Linked DNA regions of Homo sapiens: region 1 is linked to region 2. A link is an interaction called in ENCODE POLR2A ChIA-PET data of the cell type or tissue named here. Cell type or tissue: MCF 10A. All regions are shown on one strand. Each heading gives the region's core, and the rest is flanking DNA. Links, peaks and the distances in the headings are about the cores only.

Region 1 (12,059 bases), core at 3,656-8,655, 53 kb after region 2:
CCATTTATTAAATAGGGAGTCCTTTCCCCATTGTTTGTTTTTGTAAGGTTTGTCAAAGATCAGATGGTTGTAGTTGTGTGGTGTTATTTCTGACGCCTCTGTTCTGTTCCATTGGTCTATATCTCTGTTTTGGTACCAGTACCACGCTATTTTGGTTACTACAGCCTTGTAGTATAGTTTGAAGTCAGGTAGCGTGATGCCTCCAGCTTTGTTCTTTTGGCTTAGGATTGACTTGGCAATGCGGGATTTTTTTTTGGTTCCATATGAACTTTAAACTAGTTTTTTCCAATTCCGTGAAGAAAGTCATTGGTAGCTTGATGGGATGGCATTGAATCTATAAATTACCTTGGGCAGTATGGCCATTTTCACAATATTGATTCTTTCTATCCATGAGCATGGAATGTTCTTCCATTTGTTTGTATCCTCTTTTATTTCATTGAGCAGTGGTTTGTAGTTCTCCTTGAAGAGGTCCTTCACATCCCTTGTAAGTTGGATTCCTAAGTAGTTTATTCTCTTTGAAGCAATTGTGAATGGGAGTTCACTCATGATTTGGCTCTCTGTCTGTTATTGGTGTAGAGGAATGCTTGTGATTTTTGCACATTGATTTTGTATCCTGAGACTTTGCTGAAGTTGCTTATCACCTTAAGGAGATTTTGGGCTGAGATGATGGGGTTTTCTAGATATACAATCATGTCATCTGCAAACAGGGACAATTTGACTTCCTCTTTTCCTAACTGAATACTCTTTATTTCTTTCTCCTGCCTGATTGCCCTGGCCAGAACTTCCAACACTATGTTGAATAGGAGTGGTGAGAGAGGGCATCCCTGTCTTGTGCCAGTTTTCAAAGGGAATGCTTCCAGATTTTGCCCATTCAGTATGATATTGGCTGTGGATTTGTCATAAATAGCTCTTATTATTTTGAGATACGTCCCATCAATACCTAGTTTATTGAGAGTTTTTAGCATGAAGCGCTGTTGAATTTTGTCAAAGGCCTTTTCTGCATCTATTGAAATAATCATGTGGTTTTTATTGTTGGTTCTGTTTATGTGATGGATTACGTTTACTGATTTGCATATGTTGAACCAGCCTTGCATCCCAGTGATGAAGCCAATTTGATCGTGGTGGATAAGCTTTTTGATATGCTGCTGGATTCGGTTTGCCAGTATTTTATTGAGGATTTTCACATTGATGTCCATCAGGGATATTGGTCTAAAATTATCTTTTCTTGTTGTGTCTCTGCCAGCCTTTCATAGCAGGATGATGCTGGCCTCATAAAATGAGTTAGGGAAGATTCCCTCTTTTTCTGTTGATTGGAATAGTTTCAGAAGGAATGGTACCAGCTCCTCTTTGAACCTCTGGTAGAATTCGGCTGGGAATCCATCTGGTCCTGGACTTTTTTTGGTTGGTAGGCTATTAATTATTGCCTCAATTTCAGAGCCTGTTATTGGTCTATTCAGAGATTCAACTTCTTCCTGGTTTAGTCTTGGGAGAGTGTATGTGTCAAGGAATTTATCCTTTTCTTCTAGATTTTCTAGTTTATTTGTGTAGAGGTGTTTATAGTATTCTCTGATGGTAGTTTGTATTTCTGTGGGATTGGTGGTGATATCCCCTTTATCATTTTTTATTGCATCTGTGTGATTCTTCTCTCTTTTCTTCTTTATTAGTCTTGCTACCAGTCTATCAATTTTTACAAAAAACCAGCTCCTGGATTCATTGATTTTTTGAAGGGTTTTTTGTGTCTCTCTCTCTCCTTCAGTTCTGCTCTGATCTTAGTTATTTCTTGCCTTCTGCTAGCTTTTGAATTTGTTTGCTCTTGCTTCTCTAGTTCTTTTAATTGTGATGTTAGGGTGTCAATTTTGCATCTTTCCTGCTTTCTCTTGTGGGCATTTAGTGCTATAAATTTCTCGCTACACACTGCTTTAAATGTTTCCCAGAGTTTCTGGTACGTTGTCTTTGTTCTCATTGGTTTCAAAGAACATCTTTATTTCTGCCTTCATTTTGTTATTTACCCAGTAGTCATTCAGGAGCAGGTTGTTCAGTTTCCATGTAGTTGTGCAGTTCTGAGTGAGTTTCTTAATCCTGAGTTCTAATTTGATTGCACTGTGATCTGAGAGACAGTGTGTTGTAATTTCTGTTCTTTTACATTTGCTGAGGAGTGCTTTACTTCCAACTATGTGATGTGGTCAATTTTGGAATAAGTGCAATGTGGTGCTGAGGAGAATGTATATTTTGTTGATTTGGCTGTAGATGTCTATTAGGTCCGCTTGATGCAGAGCTGAGTTCAAGTCCTGGATATCCTTGTAAACCTTCTGTCTTGTTCATTTGTCTAATATTGACAGTGGGGTGTTAAAGCCTCCCATTATTGTGTGGGAGTCTAAGCTCTTTGTGGGTCTCTAAGGACTTGCTTTATGAATCTGGATGTTCCTGTATTGGGTGCATATATATTTAGGATAGTTAGCTCTTCTTGTTGAGTTGATCCCTTTACCATTATGTAATGGCCTTCTTTGTCTCTTTTGATCTTTGTTGGTTTAAAGTCTGTTTTATCAGAGACTAGGATTGCAACCCCTGCTTTTTTTTTGCTTTTATTTGCTTGGTAGATCTTCCTCCATCCCTTTATTTTGAGCCTATGTGTGTCTCTGCATATGAGATGGGTCTCCTGAATACAGCACACTGATGGGTCTTGACTCTTTATCCAATTTGCCAGTCTGTGTCTTTTAATCAGGGCATTTATCCCATTCACATTTAAGATTAATATTGTTATGTGTGAATTTGATCCTATCATTATGATGCTAGCTGGTTATTTTGCTCGTTAGTTAATGCAGTTTCTTTCTAGCATTGATGGTCTTTACAATTTGGCATGTTTTTGCAGTGGCTGGTACTGGTTGTTCCTTTCCATATTTAGTGCTTCCTTCAGGAGCTCTTGTAAGGCAGGCCTGGTGGTGACAAAAATCTCTCAGCATTTGCTTGTCTGTAAAGGATTTTATTTCTCCTTCACTTATGAAACTTAGTTTGGCTGGATATGAAATTCTGGGTTGAAAATTATTTTCTTTAACAATGTTGAATATTGGCCCCCACTCTTTTCTGGCTTATAGAGTTTCTGCTGAGAGATCCGCTGTTAGTCTGATGGGCTTCCCTTTGTGGGTAACCCGACCTTTCTCTCTGGCTGCCCTTAACATTTTTTCCTTCATTTCAACCTTGGCAAATCTGACAATTATGTGTCTTGGGGTTGCTCTTCTCGAAGAGTATCTTTGTGGTGTTCGCTGTATTTCCTGAATTTGAATGTTGGCCTGCCTTGCTAGGTTGGGGAGGTTCTCCTGGATAATATCCTGCAGAGTGTTTTCCAACTTGGTTCCATTCTCCCCGTCACTTTCAGGTACACCAATTAAGCGTAGATTTGGTCTTTTCACATAGTCCCATATTCCCTGGAGGCTTTGTTCATTTCCTTTTACTCTTTTTTTTTTTCTAAACTTCTCTTCTCACTTTATTTCATTAATTTGATCTTCCATCACTGATACCCTTTCTTCCACTTCATTGAATCGGCTACTGAAGCTTGTGCATGCATCATGTAGTTCTCATGCCATGGTTTTCAGCTCCATCAGGTCATTTAAGGTCTTCTCTACACTGTTTATTCTAGTTAGCCATTCATCTAATCTTTTTTTCAAGGTTTTTAGCTTCCTTGCAATGGGTTCAAACATCCTCCTTTAGCTCAGAGAAGTTTGTTATTACTGACCTTCTGAAGCCTACTTCTGTCAACTCATCAAATCATTCTCCATCCAGCTTTATTCCATTGCTGGCGAGGAGTTGTGATCCTTTGGAGGAGAAGAGGCACTCTGGTTTTTAGAATTTTCAGCTTTTCTGCTCTGGTTTCTCCCCATCTTTGTGGTTTTATCTACCTTTGGTCGTTAATGTTGGTGACCTACAGATGGGGTTTTGGTGTGGATTTCCTTCTTGTTGATGTTGATGCTATTCCTTTCTGCTTTTTAGTTTTCCTTCTAACAGTCAGGTCCCTCAGCTGCAGGTCTGTTGGAGTTTGCTGGAGGTCCACTCCAGACGCTGTTTGCCTGGGTATCACCAGCAGAGGCTGCAGAACAACAAAGATTGCAAAACAGCAAATATTGCTGCCTGATCCTTCCTCTGGAAGCTTCGTCCCAGAGAAGCACCCACCTGTATGAGGTGTCAGTTGGCCCCTATTGGAAGGTGTCTCTCAGTCAGGCTACACGGGGATCAGGGACCCACTTGAGGAGGCAGTCTGTCCGTTCTCAGAGCTCAAACACTGTGCTGGGAGAACCACTGCTCTCTTCAGAGCTGACAGACAGGGACATTTAAGTCTGCAGAAGTTTCTGCCACCTTTTGTTCAGCTATGCCCTGCCTCCAGAGGTGGAGTCTACAGAGGTAGCCAGCCTTGGTGAGCTGCAGTGGGCTCCACTCAGTTCGAACTTTCCCAGCTGCTTTGTTTACCTACTCAAGCCTCAGCAATGGTGGACGCCCCTCCCCCTGCCAGGCTGCTGCCTTGCAGGTTGATCTCAGTCTGCTGCACTAGCAGTGAGTAAGGCTCCATGGGCATGGGACCCACTGAGCCAGGCACGGGATATAATCTCCTGGTGTGCCATTTGCTAAGACCATCAGAAAAGCACAGTATTCAGGCGGGAGTGTCCCATTTTTCCAGGTACAGACAGTCACAGCTTCCCTTGGCTAAGAAAGGGAAATCCCCTGACCCCCTGTGCTTCCCGGGTGAGGCAATGCCCCACACTGCTTCAACTTGGGTGAAGCATCCCAGATCGACTTCAGACTGCTGTGCTGACAATGAGAATTTTTTTTATTATTTTTTATTTTTATTATACTTTAAGTTCTACAGTATTTCAAGCCAAAGGATCTTAGCTTGCTGGGCTCCATGAGGGTGGGATCTGCTGAGCTAGACCACTTGGCTCCTTGGCTTCAGCCCCCTTTCCCAGGGAGTGAACAGTTCTGTCTCACTGGCATTCCAGGCACCACTGGCGAATGAAAAAAAAAAACTCCTGCAACTAGCTCGGTGTCTGCCTAAACGGCAGCCCAGTTTTGTGCTTGAAACCCGGGGCCCTGGTGGTGTAGGCACCTGAGGGAATCTCCTGGTCTGCAGGTTGTGAAGACCGTGGGAAAAATGTAGTATCTAGGCCAGAATGCACCATTCTTCACAGCACAATCCTTCACGGCTTCCCCTGGCTAGGGGAGGGAGTTCCCTGACCCCTTGCACTTCCTGGGTGAGGCTACCTCCCCACCTTGCTTTGGGTCACCTTCCATAGGCTGCACCCACTGTCTAACCAGTCCCAATGAGATGAGGCAGGTACCTCAGTTGGAAATGCAGAAATCACCCACCTTCTGCATTGATCTTGCTGGGAGCTGCAGACTGGAGCTGTTCCTATTCAGCCATCATACCAGCAACTCCTAGACATTTCTTTATGTCCTTGAAACATTTTCAGGGAGATGGCAATGCCTGTCTGAAGCATTAGTGCTACAGATGTGGGCTTGGAATGAACCTGGGAGTGTCTGGACTCCCGGAAGGATTGAAGTCTATCAACTATCTTTGAGAACCAGAGTGAAAACAAAGAAGCAAGGTCTATTGTGTATAATCTGCTATCACTGTGTTGTCATTTCCTGAGCCACGTTCTTATCAGCAGTGGCTCTGTTGCCAAATTTCAATTCAAAAGAGCGTTACAAGGTGAAAAAAAAATCCAAATTTTTAGTAGTATTTCCTAGGTAGTAAACACAGGATTTCCTGCATCCGAAATGACTTCAACAAATTGCCTGTTCCTTCAAACGTGATCTGTTGACAAATTTGGACTCTGTTCCTTTAGGTACAGATAAGCTTACTGATGGAAAACTCCTCCAGCTGAGCAAGGGATTTTTGCCAGCTATCCTGCTCTAACAGGCCTGGGAGCCACAGGAATGAGTTTTCATTTCAAATGGATTTCTATTTGGCGTTAATATTTTGTGTGTTTACATCTTGTCTCCCCATGTAGAATATACAATCCATAAGTGTTGGAATCACTCTTCTCTTCTGAGAGCTCAGGCAGGCAGCATGGTGATGAATAAAAAGGAAGGTAGGTGGTAAATAAATGCTTTTGGTTCATTGGTTTAAGAAATAATAAGATGGAAGACTTCTGAAGGATTGACTCAATTTCTGAATACTGGCATTTGTTTCTGGTAGGGAAAGACAGACTTTCCAACTCACAATCTCCACAGGAAGGATGCTCTGTTGACAAAGGGGCAGGAATCTCCCCCTCTCAGATATAATTCTGGTAACACCAGGATAATTTGTAAATCTGCATTAGAAACAGCTCTTTTCCCTATTTCCCATTCTTAATAAAGTGCTTGTGATGAACTGAGTGAAATTCTCTCCCCAGACTTCAGTCACTCTTTGTTTTAAAATCCTCCGTTAGTGCGTTGCTTGCGGAAGCATGTGGTTTCACAATTCCCAGTACACATTTTTGCCCTGAAACTCATTTTTACTTTAGTCATCACAATGATGTACCAGGGAGTCATAGCAACCACTCCAGTTTGCCAAAGGACAGAGAATAGACAGGATATAATCAAAATTCTACAGAAATATACTATTCATGCCATTATATGGAAGTCACCAAGGAGGAAACCTTTCCAGAAAAAGCTAGGGTAAATCTTCAGAGTGAGCCTTGTAATGCATCTTCTATAATGGTTCTCCAGTTGCTGTCGAATACAGCAATGTCCAGGTATGTAATGTGTCCAGTTACATACCTGGACACATCCATGTGAGACACTTTTGGGCTCACAGAGCACAAATCTGTAGCTTCATTGAATTTTCACTGTTCATTTTGTTAGTCTCCTGGGCTTGGTTGTTGAGAACCCAAGAATATATATCTGTTCCCATGCCTCCAAGCTTCAGTGAATTAATGAAAATGAGCTCATTAAAATATGACCATATAAATTTCCATGATTAACATTTGAGAGGGAATTCCTTTACAGAAAAATAGTACTAACTGCCACTTATTAAGGCCAGGCACTGAAACAAGCATTTCCCACAGAACAACCCAATAAAACCCCCAACGAAGTATTTTTGGTCATATTTTACAGATGAGGAAACAGAAGCTCAGGAAAATTAAGATATTTAATCGAGGTCATACATAATTTAATTGTGATCTAACTGGAACTCTGGGCTCTTAACAAATACTGAATAAAAAAGAACCACAAAAGAAACTGCCATTATCTCCTTAATTTTTTTTGTCTTCTATGTTAATGCTGCTATTTTACAAGTTTAAATCTTGAAATGAGAACAGAGCCTGCAGCTAGTTCTCTGGAGCCAAGGCATCACTTTGGTTCTCAAATGGGAATTCTTTAATGATTGAACAGTAGAAGTATGGAACAGCCATAGAATCCTGGGCTTGGAGGGGACCTCAAAGGCACTATACTGGACACTTGATTTTTTATTCTCCTAACATCCCTCTTTTCTGCTAACCATCCCCTGCCTGATCAGATGAGCAATCAAAATGTCCCACACCCCCAGACCAAGGGATAGACATGTGACCCAAGCAAGGCAATCAGCACTGAGGAACACCAAGTCTGGTCCTGATGACAACTCCTGAAGAGACTGCCCTTTTAGTTCCTGTGTCTCCAAACCCAGGAGCTTCCCTGATTCTGGTTTCCTTTCTGAAGCTTAATTCTTCAGCTTTCCTAGCAATTTTGAAAACTGGCCAAAGTCAGATTCTGTTGTTTGCAAGTGAAGGTCCTAACTGATGCAAATGACTAATCTGGGGTCTTCATAGGGCTGATGAGCCAGATAAGCAAGACACTGGGTCCCCATTTCTGCTTAAGCAAAAGCGATCTGTGTGAACCAAGGGTTTTGTTATTAAAGAAAAACTTGAAATGTCACTAATCTAGTCCAAGCACCCTCAGTCTCCGGTAGCTCAATTATGATCATCCAGCCCAGCCCTTAGATCCTTTAATTTTGTTTTTTATACTAATTTATTTTGAAAATTAACTAAAATGCCAAGAATGAGAAAATGACACCTAAGGAATCCCTTTAATTGTCCAAAAATTTGTACCCAGTCAAGAGACAGACTGGGAAATAATTGCCATCTGAACTCACCTATTGACAACTTTTTCAAACCTACTTCCAAATCACATCTGAACTTTCCTTTAAATAACTTATTTATTTATTTTTGAGATGTAGTCTTGCTCTTGTAACCCAGGCTGGGGTGCAATGGCATGATCTCAGCTCACTGCAAACTTCACCTCCCAGGTTCAAGTGATTCTCCTGCCTCAGCCTCCCAAGTAGCTGGGATTACAGGCACCCACCACCATGCCTGGCTGATTTTTGTATTTTTATTAGAGACAGGGTTTCGCCATGTTGGCCAGGCTGGCCTCGAACTCCTGACCTCGTGATCCACCCACCTCAGCCTCCCAAAGTGCTGGGATTACAGACGTGAGCCACTGCGCCTAGCCTAGATAACTTATTATTGTCAATATGGCCGGAAGGGAGGTTCCAAGATGGCCGAATAGGAACAGCTCCAGTCTACAGCTCCCAGTGTGAGCAACGCAGAAGACAGGTGATTTCTGCATTTCCAACTGAGGTACTGGGTTCACCTCACTGGGGGCATGTCGGACAGTGGGTGCAGGACAGTGGGTGCAACGCACCAAACGTGAGCCGAAGCAGGGCAAGGCATCGCCTCACCCGGAAAGCGCAAGGGGTCAGGGAATTCCCTTTCCTAGCCAAGGGAAGGGGGGACAAATGGCAGCTGGAAAATTGGGTCACTCCCACCCTAATACTGCACTTTTCCGACGGTCTTAGCAAACGGCACATCAGGAGATTATATCCCGCGCATGGCTCAGAGGGTCCTACGCCCACGGAGCCTCGCTCATGGCTAGCACAGCAGTCTGAGATCGAACTGCAAGGTGGCAGCAAGGCTGGGGGAGGGGCACCCACAATTGCTGAGGCTTGACTACGTAAACAAAGCAGCACAGAAGCTCAAACTGGGTGGAGCCCACCGCAGCTCAAGGAGGCCTGCCTGCCTCTGTAGACTCCACCTCTGGGGGTAGGGCATAGCCGAACAAAAGGCAGCAGAAACCTCAGCAGATTTAAATGTCCCTGTCTGACAGCTTGGAAGAGAGTAATGGTTCTCCCAGCATGGAGTTTGAGATCTGAGAACAGACAGACTGCCTCCTCAAGTGGGTCCTGGACCCCACGAGTAGCCTAACTGGGAGGCACCTCCCAGTAGGGGCAGACTGACACCTCACATGGCCGGGTACTCCTCTGAGATGAAACTTCCAGAGGAACAATCAGGCAGCAACATTTGCTGTTCAACAATATTCACTGTTCTGCAGCCTCTGCTGCTGATACCTAGGCAAACAGGGTCTGGAGTGGACCTCCAGCAAACTCCAACAGACCTGCAGCTGAGGGTCCTGACTGTTAGAAGGAAAACTAAAAAACAGAAAGGACATCCACACCAAAACCCCATCTGTACCTCACCATCATCAAAGACCAAAGGTAGATAAGACCACAAAGATGGGGAAAAAACAGAGCAGAAAAACTGAAAATTCTAAAAATCAGAGCACCTCTCCTCCTCCAAAGGAACACAGCTCCTCACCAGCAATGGAACAAAGCTGGATGGAGAATGACTTTGACAAGCTGAGAGAAGAAGGCTTCAGATGGTCAAACTTGTCTGAGCTAAAGGAGGAAGTTTGAACCCAACGCAAAGAAGTTAAAAACCTTGAAAAAAGATTAGATGAACGGCTAACTAGAATAACCAATGCAGATAAGTCCTTAAAGGACCTGATGGAGCTGAAAACCATGGCAGGAGAACTACATGATGAATGAACAAGCTTCAGTAGACAATTCAATCAAATGAAAGAAAGGGTATCAGTGATGGAAGATGAAATGAATGAAATGAAGCAAGAAGAGAAGTTTAGAGAAAAAAGAACAAAAAGAAACGAACAAAGCCTCCAAGAAATATGGGACTATGTGAAAAGACCAAATCTACGCTTAATTGGTGTACCTGAAAGTGACGGGGAGAATGGAACCAAGTTGGAAAACACTCTGAAGGATATTATCCAGGAGAACTTCCCCAACCTAGCAAGGCAGGCCAACATTCAAATTCAGGAAATACAGAGAACACCACAAAGATACTCCTCAAGAAGAGTAACTCCAAGACACATAATTGTCAGATTCGCCAAGGTTGAAATGAAGGAAAAAATGTTAAGGGCAGCCAGAGAGAAAGGTCGGGTTACCCACAAAGGGAAGCCCATCAGACCAACAGCTGATCTCTCGGCAGAAACTCTACAAGCCAGAAGAGAGTGGGGGCCAAAATTCAACATTCTTAAAGGAAAGAATTTTCAACCCAGAATTTCATATCCAGCCAAACTAAGTTTCATAAGTGAAGAAGAAATAAAATCCTTTACAGACAAGCAAAGGATGAGAGATTTTGTCACCACCAGGCCTGCCCTACAAGAGCTCCTGAAGGAAGCACTAAACATGGAAAGGAACAACTGGTACCAGCCAATGCAAAAACATACCAAATTGTAAAGACCATCGATGCTACGAAGAAACTGCATCAACTAACGAGCAAAATAACCAGCTAACATCATAATGACAGGATCAAATTCACACATAACAATATTAGCCTTAAATGTAAATGGACTAAAGGCTCCAATTAAAAGACACAGACTGGCAAATTGGATAAAGAGTCAAGACCCATCAGTGTGCTGTATTCAGGAAACCTATCTCACGTGCAGAGACACACATAGGCTCAAAATAAAGGGATGGAGGAAGATCTACCAAGGAAATGGAAAACAAAAAAAAGGAAGGGGTTGCAATCCTAGTCTCTGATAAAACAGACTTTAAACCAACAAAGATCAAAAGAGACAAAGAAGGCCATTACATAATGGTAAAGGGATCAATTCAACAAGAAGAGCTAACTATCCTAAATATATATGCACCCAATACAGGAGCACCCAGATTCATAAAGCAAGTCCTTAGAGACCTACAAAGAGACTTAGACTCCCACACAATAATAATGGGAGACTTTACACCCCACTGTCAACATTAGACAGATCAATGAGACAGAAAGTTAGCAAGAATATCCAGGAATTGAACTCAGCTCTGCACCAAGCAGACCTAATAGACATCTACAGAATTCTCCACGCCAAATCAACAGAATATACATTCTTCTCAGCACCATACCGCACTTATTCCAAAATTGACCACATAGTTGGAACTAAAGCACTCCTCAGCAAATGTAAAAGAACAGAAATTATAACAAACTGTCTCTCAGACCACAGTGCAATCAAAGTGGAACTCAGGATTGAGAAACTCACTCAAAACTGCTCAACTACATGGAAACTGAACAACCTGCTCCTGAATGACTACTGGGTACATAATGAAATGAAGGCAGAAATAAGGATGTTCTTTGAAACCAACAAGAACTAAGACACAACATGCCAGAATCTCTGGGACACAATTAAAGCAGTGTGTAGAGGGAAATTTATAGCACTAAATGCCCACAAGAGAAAGCAGGAAAGATCCAAAATTGACACCCTAACACCACAATTAAAAGAACTAGAGAAGCAAGAGCAAACACATTCAAAAGCTAGCAGAAGGCAAGAAATAACTAAGATCAGAGCAGAACTGAAGGAGAGAGAGACACAAAAAATCCTTCAAAAAAATCAATGAATCCAGGAGCTGGTTTTTTTGAAAAGATCAACAAATTTGATAGACTGGTAGCAAGACTAATAAAGAAGAAAAGAGAGAAGAATCAAATAGACTCAATAAAAAATGATAAAGGGGATATCACCGCCAATCCCACAGAAATACAAACTACCATCAGAGAATACTATAAACACCTCTACACAAATAAACTAGAGAATCTAGAAGAAATGGATAAATTCCTCGACACATACACCCTCCAAAGACTAAACCAGGAAAAAGTTGAATCTCTGAATAGACCAATAACAGGCTCTGAAATTGAGGCAATAATTAATAGCTTACCAACCGAAAAAAGTCCAGGACCAGATGGATTCCCAGCCGAATTCTACCAGAGGTACAAGGAGGAGCTGGT
Region 2 (12,059 bases), core at 4,560-9,559:
AATAAGCTTTCACTGAGAGATTTTGAGAAAAAAGTACTTGAAAATCAGCAGCTGGGGTAGCAAAGTGAATTATGTTAAATTTTAATACTCAAACCAATATGGTTAATAACAAAATATTCTTTCTCCAGGTTGAAATTATCCAATGACGAAATCAAACGGGCAATTCTAACAATGGACGAACAGGAAGATCTGCCCAAGGACATGTTGGAACAGGTGAGCTACCAGATGTATCTGAGAGCAGAAGTGAAAAGCGACCATCAACAGGGAGAGGGATGTTGAGAACATCCGGTTGTTGCTAGTGGATCATTTCCTCATCTATGAATTGAGGAGGCTGAACCAAGTTCCCATGTGACTCTGTTAGGAAACTTAATGACCTTATTCTCTCATTGCCTCCCAAACTGATGGGTGAGAAAGAAGATCAAGTTTGTCAAATGCCTGGGACCCACAGCATCCCTCAAGCTGCAATTAAGTCATTATACCTCAGTAAATCATATAAATCTAGCTCTAGAAGAAAATCTGTGTTTCACAGGAATATCGAGAATCTCACTAGCACTGTGAGATTGCAAACCATACTACAAAAACTGATTCATTACTAAACTCTAAATGTAATTTGTGTCTTGGTCACCAGACCCACAACCATGAAAATGACCTTTAAACCCCTAACACTGTCATCTGTATCTAAATACACATACGTGTCACAAGACAGGTTGTAAATGTCTTGGGGCTAAGTCTTAACCTCCGTACATTGTACAGCCCCCTCTTGTGTCATAAATAGCAGTAAATTTAAATGCCAGGGGTAGCAAGAATGGGATTTACACCCAGTCAGATTACATCTTTGCCCATGGTATCTTGTTATAATTTTTATTATCCATGACCAAGCAGCCAGTATTTCTATAGCATTTCTTTGTAGCCTCTCCAACGGGATCATGGGCTGTTTGGCATCTTTGTCTGGTTGTCCCCAAATAACAATGTTGTTGATCTCGCACATATTCTAGGGATTTTCACCTGTCTCTGCCCCCTGCCCCTTGGTCTGGGCCTTAACTTTTCTGTGCTCTGTGGTGATAGTCTCTGAATGCTATAAGATCGTTCCATCCTTCTGTCTCATTGTTTTGGGGATGGGCTCACATTTTGAGTGGTTTTGGTCAATAAGTCCACGTTTGTTAGAGCCAGGTCTACCTAAGGTCAGCTGTGGGCACAAGCAACTATGATTCTAGACTGAACTCCAGGTTGCATCTGTAGGTGTGCCCTGTTCCAAGAGCAGAGAATAAGGGTATTTTGTGTTGTTAACAGTAATCCTGAGTGGTGAAGTTGCTCTGGGTAGAGTGCCTGTCTGTTTGCACGTGTGTTTTCCATGGTTCTCACTGATGTCCTCGAAGGTCTCAGACACCATGCAGGGAGGAATGATGTTTGCAGAGTCACTCCCTAATGGACCAGCCCCGCCCCTGCAACCTCTGCGGCTGGAATAGTCCTGGGGGAAATCCCTCACATTTGCCATGGAGAAACTCTTCATGCTGTCCTTTAAAGGTTTTATTTAATTATCAAAATAGTTAATGATTATGTTCTCAAGTCTCTTGGGGTTCTCTGTGTATGAACGGTTTAAAAGTATCTCCTGAACCCAAAATTTATTTTGAGAGCATTTTCTAGCTCCTTCACGTACCCTTCCCTCCCTTGCTGTAGACCAGTCACACAGAGTCTTTGCTCTGGGACAGTGGAGGTCTAGGCAGTGCTCTGCCCCTCCCAGGTGACCCTGCCTTCGAGTTGCTGCACCCAATGTGGTAACCCAAAGTGAAGGACTATGTGTAAAGCCACTTTAGTCCTCCTGCCTTCAGCTCCTATTGACAAGGTTGTATGTTTTAAAATTCCACAAGATCTGTTTACTGTGGAATTGCATCCAGCAAAATTCCTCCTTGAGGGAAAGGATTTCAAAATCTTGCCAAAAGGGCCTGCAGTGCAAATAGAGTGTGCTTCAAATAAATGCAAGAAATAAAACCAGTCTACTGAAGCAGAATCTGGACAAGTAGGATATTTTTTGACCTGGCCTGTCCTGATAATTCTGTGTGTGTCTTGCTCTCTGGTCATCTCCCACGCTCTTTCTTTTCCTCCCCATTTTACTATTTGTTCTTTACTTCCGTTTCCTCTATACAACACTCTTCCCAGACAAGTGTTGATGCCAGCATTTCCTTACTCCGATTTAGGATGTGCCTGGTGGCTGCTTTCATCCCCTCCTCTCTTGCTGCTTGCAGCTGCTGAGCTCTGATCTCAGATGAGAGAGAGAGCTATACGCTCTTCTTCCTCGGAACACATATCTTTATCCTTATTCCCAGATATTTGCTTGACTCCTGATCCTCTCTTAAAACTACCCACGCACAGTCCTTTACACAACTCTCCTTTGAGAGGGGACTGAGTTTTTAGTGTGGCTCCTACTGTGCACTTTTAGGTAACAAAAGAGATGTAGTGACTGTGTTATTCTGAACAGGGGACAAGTGGGCTCAGCACAAGTTTGCAGGGAGAGAGGGGACTGAGCAAATTAGTGAAAGGATCCTTGAGGCTAGAACTCAGTTTCCTTGCCCAATGGGTAAAAATCCAAGCTGAGGGAGGCTGGGGTGATGCTTTCCTCTCTCTTTTTCTTCCCTTCTTCTTGCCTTCCTCCCTTACTTCCCTGCACTGAGAAAGAACAAGATACATCCTGAACAGTGTCACCGTTTGAACTCAGGAACAGAAATGCCTAGAAGCTATCAGGCCCCCAGACCTATGAACTCCCTGGCATCTACTTCTGTCTTCCCCCACTTCCGTCCCATTAGGATGGAGGGGATGTCTCTTCCCTTCGCTCTGGCCCCATTCCTTTCTTCTAGTCAGGACCCCAGCTGGATTGACTGCCCCCTTCTCTATATCTGCAACCTCGCCCTCTCTACTCTTAGCTCATTCAAGTGTCAGCCTTTAGCACATAAACACACCCCTACATACAGCATCTGCACACATATACCACACATACACACCTACACACAGTGTGCATACACCCCTGCATGCACACCCTCATGCACACGCCCCTTACACACACACACACACACACGTCTTATGCACATGCCCCTCTCAAGACTCCACATCCCCATCTAGCTACTGTCTTCTCTCTGATGCAGCCAGAGTCTTGAAAGCCATCCACGCTCACTTTCTACCCACTCTGCTGCACTGTCCTCCTCCCCTCCCTAGAGCTCTTCTCAGGGGCACTTGCAACTTCCCTGTTGCCGGAGCCAGGGGACACTGCGGGGCCCTCATTTTTCTTAGTTTCTTGGGGGTGTTGGCACCCATGGCTGCATGCTGAAATGCTGTCTTCCCATGGCCCTGTGAGCCACGCAGGCCTCTCTGGCTGCATCTCCTTGGCCTCCTTTTGAAGGTTTTTCCTTTTCTTGTCCTGGCGCCTTGAATGCTGGTTCTCTTCAGCCCTGCTTTTTTTCTCTTGATGGCACCTCTTCTAATCTCACTGACACCTGTGCCTTCAGTAACCTACCTGTTAAAACCAATGCCATGCTTCAGCTTCCAAACACATCTTCCTAGGGCTTCAGACCCATTTGTCCAGCTGCCTACTAGAAATCATTACTTGCTTCCATGCAAACATTTTGAACATTAAACTCACCTTCTCCTCCCCATCCCGGCCCACCCTACCTCCAGCCTTCTCTTCCTTCAATTCATGTTCCCTGTTATGTTGTTGCCTAAGCCAGAAGCCCAGGCGTCATCTTTGACTCTTCCTCTCTCATATACCACAATCCATCAAGTCAAGCCAGTTCCATTTTAGTCTCATAAATAGCTCTAGAATCTGTCCACTAGCTCCACCCTATCCAGGCCACCATCATCTCTCACCTAGATTACTTACTATACCACTATCTAATCATTTTTAATCTCTTCTAATTCTTTTTCCATCCTGCAAGCACGGCAATTTTTTAAAAAAACGTAAACTCACTCTCCTACGTGAGATTTTTAAGGTATGTCCCAGTGCCCTCAAAGTAAAGACAGAACTTCTTATAAGGCCTTGCTACTCCCTGCCTTTGCCTACCCTGCCCTGCCCTCTCCCACTGATGTTACCACTGCCCTTCCACCTGCATAAGTGCTGTGCTGCCCGTTCCAGACCCCGGCACATAGTATACACTCTGCCTGGAATGTATTCCAGCCTCACACAACACCTGCCTGTAATTCCAATTCCCTCTCTCTGCTGATGACACCCAGACTAACTGCCTTTTCTGAGGTCCCTCAGTTAAATCCAACAAACATTTGAAAACCTACTAAATGGATCGTCTAATTCCAGCATCAAATTCTGGGGAGAGCCTCAAAGTCAAGAAGGTCAATGTTTTAAAAAAAAAAAAAAGTTAAGGGCATTTGATCTAGAAAACAGCATGAGTCCACAGGTCTTGCATACACATCCAAAACGTGTGTACCTTGAAAGGAAATCAGACACGTACAGAAGCACTGTTTCAGTTTTAAATATTTTACTATTTCTTCCACATCCCATGCTCATTTCTTCCTTCAAAATAAAATACGAAATTAAAAACATCAAATCCCACTGTGTTCCTCTCACCCAGCTCTGCATGGAAGGGGAAAAAAAAAGATTGAATTAGATAAACCAGAAAAATAAGAAAATGGAATGGAAACTACAAATGGAATTATTCATTCCAGCATGATGTAACAGAAAAAGGCACAGAGCTGGGAGTCAAGAGACCTAGGTTCTATTTCTAATCACTACCCACACTTGCTTTGTAATCCTGGGTGAGTGGCTTACTCTCCCTGGACCTCAGTTGTATCATATTCTGATGAGAGCATTGACTCCCTAAGGTCCTTCTAGTGGTCTGTGAAAAAGAGGTTCCAGTAGAGAACTCCCACAATTCTGATTTGAGAGGCAGTAGAGAACAGAAAGGTGCCAGGAATGAATCTTATACCCATTTAACTACTTCCAAGTAAAAATGAAAAGATTTAATCATTTCTATTGTATCTTAACCTGTGAGCAGAGCTTATACACTCAACAAGAGTTAACATTTTATCTTGGGACAGATTAACTGAAAGGGTGAAAAATTACTACATGGATTTAAGTGATAAACCTCAGTTTTAATATTCGTGTGTACTTTTCAGCTCTTGAAATTTGTTCCTGAAAAAAGTGACATTGACCTATTGGAGGAACATAAACACGAACTGGATCGGATGGCCAAGGCTGATAGGTTCCTTTTTGAGATGAGCCGGTGAGTTTGAAAATGCTGGGAATGTGAAGATGTCACTTCCCTTTCTAAGCTTCATGAATTTTCAATTCATGTTGAATTGTTTGGGCCAATTAACCTGGCTTAACTTGAAAGCTTTTTCATTCTAAAAATCTTCTCAAGTCTGAGTGATGTGGAATTTGTTCTGTTTATGTCACTTCTTGTCTATGGATGAGCCACGGTGAGGGTTTTTTCACAATTATCTCTATTTCTGGGCCCCTTTGGCCTTATCAAGTAATAACTTTTCTTGATTCCAGTCAGTATCATTCTCCTCACCAGTCTGATTTCTTGGGATAGTGTCTCATACTTCCAAGTAGCTTAGCATGGCAAGGTGGTTGTAAAACAAAAAAAAAAAAAAGAAAAAAAAATATATGGACAGACTCTGACAATGTCAGCCTCAAGCCCCCATAACTGAACAACCAGGGTCTAGATGTCAGATCATGACACATGCAGACATCACTAATCAATCATGGCACTCTTCCCACGGAGCCTTGGCAAGCTCTCTGAACCCTTCTCCAGAAAGCCCTGAGGCAGCCACAGCTTCGTAATTGGGTTTGGCATATGAGCTAAGTCGATCTGCTATCTCAGGCCTAGAAAATTGATTCCTCATTAGAGAAGGACCAGTGGTCCTGAAACTTTCAGTGAACCTCAGGGCACAGTTTTCTCCTTTAGGGGTGTAGAGAGGGTGCTCACTATGAAGACAGAGGGAGGTTTGCAGATGGGAGTGAGGAGAGGACAATGTGGGAAGCGGATGTTGGAGACCAGTTTTTACTTTGGAAAGTAAAATGGAAAGTTAAGAAATTTGGAATTTGGGAGAAGTGTACGGAACTGTCCTTTATTTGCAGTAGGGTATTCTTTACATTTTCATTCCCTTTTATCTCTTCTATGCTCAAAAGAGTTCCTGGGACTCTGAGGGAGGAGAGATGCGCTTCAGTCAACAGCAGCAGCAGCAGGCTCCCACTTTCTTTTAGCAGTTGCCTTGATGGGCGCTAAGGACTCTGCTGCAGTTGGCCAAGTAGCCCCTGTAGGTCAGACCAAAATGGGCTCTCCAGGCAAAGCTGGCTTAATGTCCTGTGTTCCTGTCCATGAGAACAACTAATGTATGTGTGTCGGGGGAGTGGGTGGGTATTGGGGGAGGTGCTTCTAGGTACCTCCACCTCCATATCTGTTATTAAGTGAACCTAGATATATTAAATGAATATCAATTAGTACATGTTTGCTCTTACAGAATTAATCACTATCAGCAAAGGTTGCAATCGCTGTACTTCAAAAAGAAGTTTGCAGAGCGTGTGGCAGAAGTGAAACCTAAAGTGGAAGGTAAAGTCAAGCTGTCTAGATTGGAAATGATGTTCATCATTACAACCCATTTAAAAGTGCAATCCAAGTGCATATAGTAAACAAGATCCCCTTGGTGATTTTTTTTTTTTTTTTGAGACGGAGTCTTGCACAGTTGCCCAGGCTGGAGTGCAGTAGCGCGATCTTGGCTCAGTGCAAGCTCCGCCTCCCAGGTTCATGCCATTCTCCTGCCTCAGCTTCCTGAGTAGCTGGGACTACAGGTGCCTGCCACCACGCCTGGCTAATTTTTTGTACTTTTAGTAGAGACGGGGTTTCACCACGTTAGCCAGGATGGTCTCAATCTCCTGACCTCGTGATCTGCCCACCTTGGCCTCCCAAAGTGCTGGGATTACAGGCGTGAGCCACTGCGCCTGGCCTGGTGATTTTTTATTTTATTTTTTGGCTCAAGGTCTTTCTTTTAAAATTCTGAGGGGTGATTACTTAAGGTCAGTGCTTGATGCACTGCCCTAGTCTCGGAGCTCACAGCACGCCTCCTGGGCTCCTCTACAGGGTTGGGCTTTTGACTACGAGGGTGTTGGTGAGGAGTTAATCTCACTGCTACTAGCATTAAACCTGTAATTAGCTTCCTCACAACAGAGCCTTAGTAGCTTTTTTAAAGGGAAGATTTGAGGCTGTTGTATGGTTTGATTTTTAAAATTTGTAAATGTTTGAAATGTGGGCAAGGCAACTGAAGAGCACAGCCACGGAACGCAGGCTGGAATCAGGCATCTGCCTAAGCTCTGATCCCTGTTATGACACCTGCAAGCTATGACATGTAACACATTTAACTAGTTTTCTGTCAGTGGAATTGATCAATACTCCTGTTAACCTGACTCACACCAGACAAGTAAGTGTTTGTAAAGAAATCTTGGAGATGGGATTGCTATTCTAGATATTCCTCAGTGCTTATGACTGATGAGTCAGCCAAGAAAGGCCTGAGAAAGGATAGGATTTTGCAGCTGTCTATGGGTGTTGGTAACAACTTGAGTTGGCTCTCCCTGTCCTTGTTCTTTGCTTCTGGTGTAAGCGTTTTGAAAGTGCTCTTGGTAACCCAATAACTCAGTCTTACATCTTCAATATCTGTTATTAAGTGTGTGAATTTAGAATGGGTATCACTGAAACATCTTGATTTCAAACAACGAAACACTTGGTAATCATGTTTTTATGTGTTTTGTTTTGAAGCAATTCGTTCTGGCTCAGAAGAGGTGTTTAGGAGTGGTGCCCTCAAGCAGTTGCTGGAGGTGGTTTTGGCATTTGGAAATTATATGAATAAAGGTCAAAGAGGGAATGCATATGGATTCAAGATATCTAGCCTAAACAAAATTGCTGACACAAAATCCAGCATCGACAAGTAAGTATGAGATCTTCCAACACTTGGGGGAGCCAGGTGTGTAGGTCCAGGCTCAGATTTATGCCTCTCTGGTCCTCCTCAGCCTTCATGACACTGCATTCTTCAGTTGGAACTTCTCTTTCTCACTACTTTCTTCCCTTCTCTGACATTGACTCTTCTCTAAACCTCTCTCATGACCGCAGGCATCTCCCACATTCCTGTTGGACCAATTATCCTTCATCCATTTTTGGTCCACTGGGACATCATCTGTTCTAAGTTTTGCTGTTGTTTTTGTTTTGTCCTGCCTTTTTAAAAAATTATTTTTTGTAAACTTTTTATTATAATATACTAAGAAGAGGTCAGTCATCACAAATGCTGGGCTTGATAATTTTTCACAAATTAAACACACCTGCATAACCAGCGCCCAGATCAAGGACAGAATGTTACCAGCACTCGACATCTCCCCATGACCCCTCTACAGAAAACTGTGTTCCACAGAAAAGAAAAAAACCGATAGTTGGTGTTAGAATATGAAGCTTTTGGGGTTTTTAGGTTGTGTTTTTATTTATACAGTGGAGGTAGCAACTATATTAAAAACTTATGTATAAATGCATTTTGGCTATTGATACTTAGTTGCTCATTGCAGGTCTCATTAAAATGCTTCCTAGAAAGTGTTCAATGCTGCATTTTAGGTGAACAGATTCTCATTAAAGACACCAAGATGTGAAAACGTTCTTGTGTCATTAACAGGGTAGGGTCATTAGGCATATTAACTTGAGTTTCCTTGAGAGCTCTGTTTCTCTGAGGTTCACACTGACTTCAAAGGAACTTGCACAATTGTTTCTAAGGTAAGCTTCTTCATACCCAAATTCTTTTTAGAAATATGGGCTGTTCACCCTAATTATTTCTAACTAATAGGGGCTTTTACCCTATATTTTCTATAGGGTTCGTGAAGCATAGTATTCTGGCAACCTTAAATCCATCCAAGAAGAAATAAGCAATGTGTTAATTTGTTGTTTTTGCATCGTGTAGAGATAGATTAATGAAGAGCAGCTGTTGTTATAGCCCTGCCACCTTATTTTTAATGTAAACACTTGATCCTTTTCAGAGCACTTTCACATTTGATTGTCCCACTAGCCTGTGAAGTACACAAGCCAAATACTGTTGTCACCTGTTGTCAGGTAAGAAACTGACTCAGGGTCAGGTGGCTCATTCAGCTTGCCTATGGTTACAACAAGCAAGGTATTCGGCCTTACAGGTATTTGACACCTGTGTTGTTGGTCCATCCACAGCTCTATTAGCAGCAGAAGGATCTTATTTGGAGGTTGAAGTAGGGAATGGAAGATCTTATTTGTGTCTAAAGAGCCTTTTTAAGGAAGGGCATTCTCTTCAACTGTACACACACAAAAGCAATCACCCATCCCCAATACTTACCAATAACCTGGCACTTACGTGATTATCTGCTTATTTACTGAGGTTACTACAGAATTTACATAAAGTACAAGCCTTTTCAAAAGAACAATCTGCAACTATTTCTGATCTTTCTGTTTCCTCTTTTTTTTCTGCCTTTAATATTTGGTCCCCAAATGCAGCGCCCACACCTTATACACCTGCATGCCTAGCAAAGTGCTTTGCCTGTAAGCAGTCACCCATGAACGTTGTTCAGTTGAATCTAATCAGATAGTGTAGGTGGTGGGACAGTCAGCAGGAAGGGTGCATTCACTCAGCATTGAAGGCTCAGTTACTGGTAATGAGCAGGGAAGAATCAAATGTGTGGCTGTTGCTGTTCCTTCTTTTAAGAATTTGCATTTAGTCAAATGAGGTATTATTTGGATCGCAAACAAATGAAGCTCAGGCATGGTTTTAAACCTTTCTATAGCAAGAAAGATGTGTATGGTTAATGCAATTAATTGAAATGTCTGTCAATAGCAAAGCATTTCTTTTAAAAAGTGAAAAAAATAGGCTCACTCTTCCTTGTGATGGCGGCTGGCATTTTGCTCACTCCTTGTACCCCTTAGGTAAGAAGTCTCTCAATAGCAAAGCATTTCTTTTAAAAAATGAAAAAAATAGCCTCACTCTTTCTTGTGATGGTGGCTGGCATTTTGCTCACTCCTTGTACCCCTTAGGTAAGAATCACATGGGCAGATGACAGGTAGGTTCTGTGAAGAGCAAAATTGAAATGGAGGCTGGGTGCAGTGGCTCACACCTGTAATCCCAGCACTTTGGGAGGCCGAGGCCGGAAGATCATGAGGTCAGGAGATGGAGACCATCCTGGCTAACGTGGTGAAACCTCGTCTCTACTACAAATAGAAAAAGTTATCCAGGCGTGGTGTCATGCGCTTGTAGTCCCAGCTACTCAGGAGGCTGGAGCAGGAGAATCGCTTGAACCCAGAAGGCAGAGGTTGCAGTGAGCCCAGATCGCACCACTGTACTCCAGCCTGGGTGACAGAGCGAGACTCCATCTCAAAAGAGAAAAAAAAAAATGAAATGGAAGGATGCAGCTGAACATATGAAAAATAAGTGGCCAAAATTGTTGGCCACTGTTTTGCTTTGGTGGGCAATTGTTTTCTAACTATTGAGAGACTGTGAGAAAAATAAGGATTTAAGGATTGCATTGTTTCTATGAAATGCAAGGGTAAAGAAAATTGTTTGAAAACTCTGATTCATTTTGGTTAGAGGTGAGTTGGAATACTGGGGTTTAGCATTGTGAATTAGCAAACTGCCTAAATTATGGAAATGTTTTTTAAAGGAATGTATTTTTACCCTCCTAATTCTAACTTCAACAGATAAGTAGTTCTTGATCCTGGTTGCTTGATAAAATCAACAGGGAGTTTTAAAGAATGCCCATGCCTGACTCCACCTCATTCCAATTAAATGAATCTCTGGGGTTAGCCCAGGCATCTGGAGTCCAGGTGATTGTAATGCGTAGCAGTCAGTGACAATGGGATCAGACCAACACAGTGTTGCCTAATAGATACTGTTATCCTACTTGCTGGCCTTTTCCATCCAGGTCAGTCAGAGTTCAGCCCTGTCACCACCAGAGAGGGAGCTGGCACAACCAACTGTTTTAACTACTAAGAGTTATGCAGTTAGGAGCTGAAGTGTTGCTAAATTAGGAAGTGGATTCAGGGCTGCTAGGATATCACATGGTGGCAGTTATGGCCCACTTCCAGGTTCAGCCCAGAGAAAGGGGGCTTTCTAACTTTCTGACCACCCTTTGGGTGAAACCTTATTAAAAACTATCAGTAGGCCAGACACGGTGGCTCACACCTATAATCCCAGCACTTTGGGAGGCCGAGGCGGGTGGATCACCTGAGGTCAGGAGTTGGGGACCATCCTGACCAACATGGTGAAACCCTGTCTCTACTGAAAACATGAAAATTAGCCGGGCATGGTGGCTGGCGCCTGTAATCCCAGCTACTCGGGAGGCTGAGGCAGGATAATCACTTGAACCCAGGAGGCGGAGGTTGCAGTGAGCTGAGATTGCACCACTGCACTCCAGCCTGGGCAACAGACCCCATCTCAAAAAAAAAAAAAAAAGTATCAATAATTGTCATCAGTGAGTTGCTGCTCTGTACTTTAGACTTAAGAATAGCTGCCCTTTTCGGTGGAATAAACATCCCTCACTCTCCACCCCACCCCACTCCACTCCACCCAAGCCTACTAGTTATAAACCTGCAGGGCACACCCCATTTTAGGGTGGATCCACTGGGAAGGTAAACTTGAGCTTGTCTCCACTGGCAGTGGTTCAGATTCACTTAGATCACCCATCACATTACCCAGATTTTGAAAGATGCTCATTATGGGCCACAAATGTAATTCTTATCCTCTTTTTAGAAATTGTGTGCTTTTTGACATATATCTATGCAATCCCCATGGAGGCTCTCCCATTATTCCTGTCTCTTGAGAATCCCTGCCTTACATGATCCTCCAAATTTTGAAGTTAATGCAGGTAATATAGCATTATTGTGGGTTCTACCATTTGAGCATATAAATCATATGCAGATATTAACTATTCATATATTTATGTAGTTTAAATGAAAATAATTTGAATGTTTAATACTCTTCCCTTCTTCAATTGTAGAAACATTACCCTTTTGCACTATCTCATCACTATTGTGGAAAATAAGTACCCCAGTGTTCTCAATCTAAATGAA

What was found. Peaks named below come from ENCODE experiments on the same cell type or tissue, not always from the same donor. Only the 100,000 strongest peaks of a DNase experiment are listed, where the experiment ranks them.
Region 1: POLR2A ChIA-PET joins it to region 2 with 6 read pairs; 6 of 35 experiments call an interaction of 5 or more read pairs at or near these places.

What each region holds. Positions count from the first base shown.
Region 1 is chr14:59,400,968-59,413,026 of GRCh38, forward strand. No RefSeq gene overlaps it. Among named protein-coding and RNA genes, the nearest start is that of GPR135, 58 kb to the right of the region's middle. In MCF 10A, for the core only: no CTCF peak of the experiment used is centred there; a DNase peak (open chromatin) is centred at 6,474.
Region 2 is chr14:59,347,411-59,359,469 of GRCh38, forward strand. It overlaps DAAM1 (dishevelled associated activator of morphogenesis 1), which reads left to right. Exons shown (of 25, transcript NM_001270520.2): 17 at 129-213; 18 at 5,116-5,222; 19 at 6,466-6,554; 20 at 7,755-7,923; 21 at 11,987-12,059. Among named protein-coding and RNA genes, the nearest start is that of GPR135, 110 kb to the right of the region's middle. In MCF 10A, for the core only: no CTCF peak of the experiment used is centred there; DNase peaks (open chromatin) are centred at 5,731 and 7,381.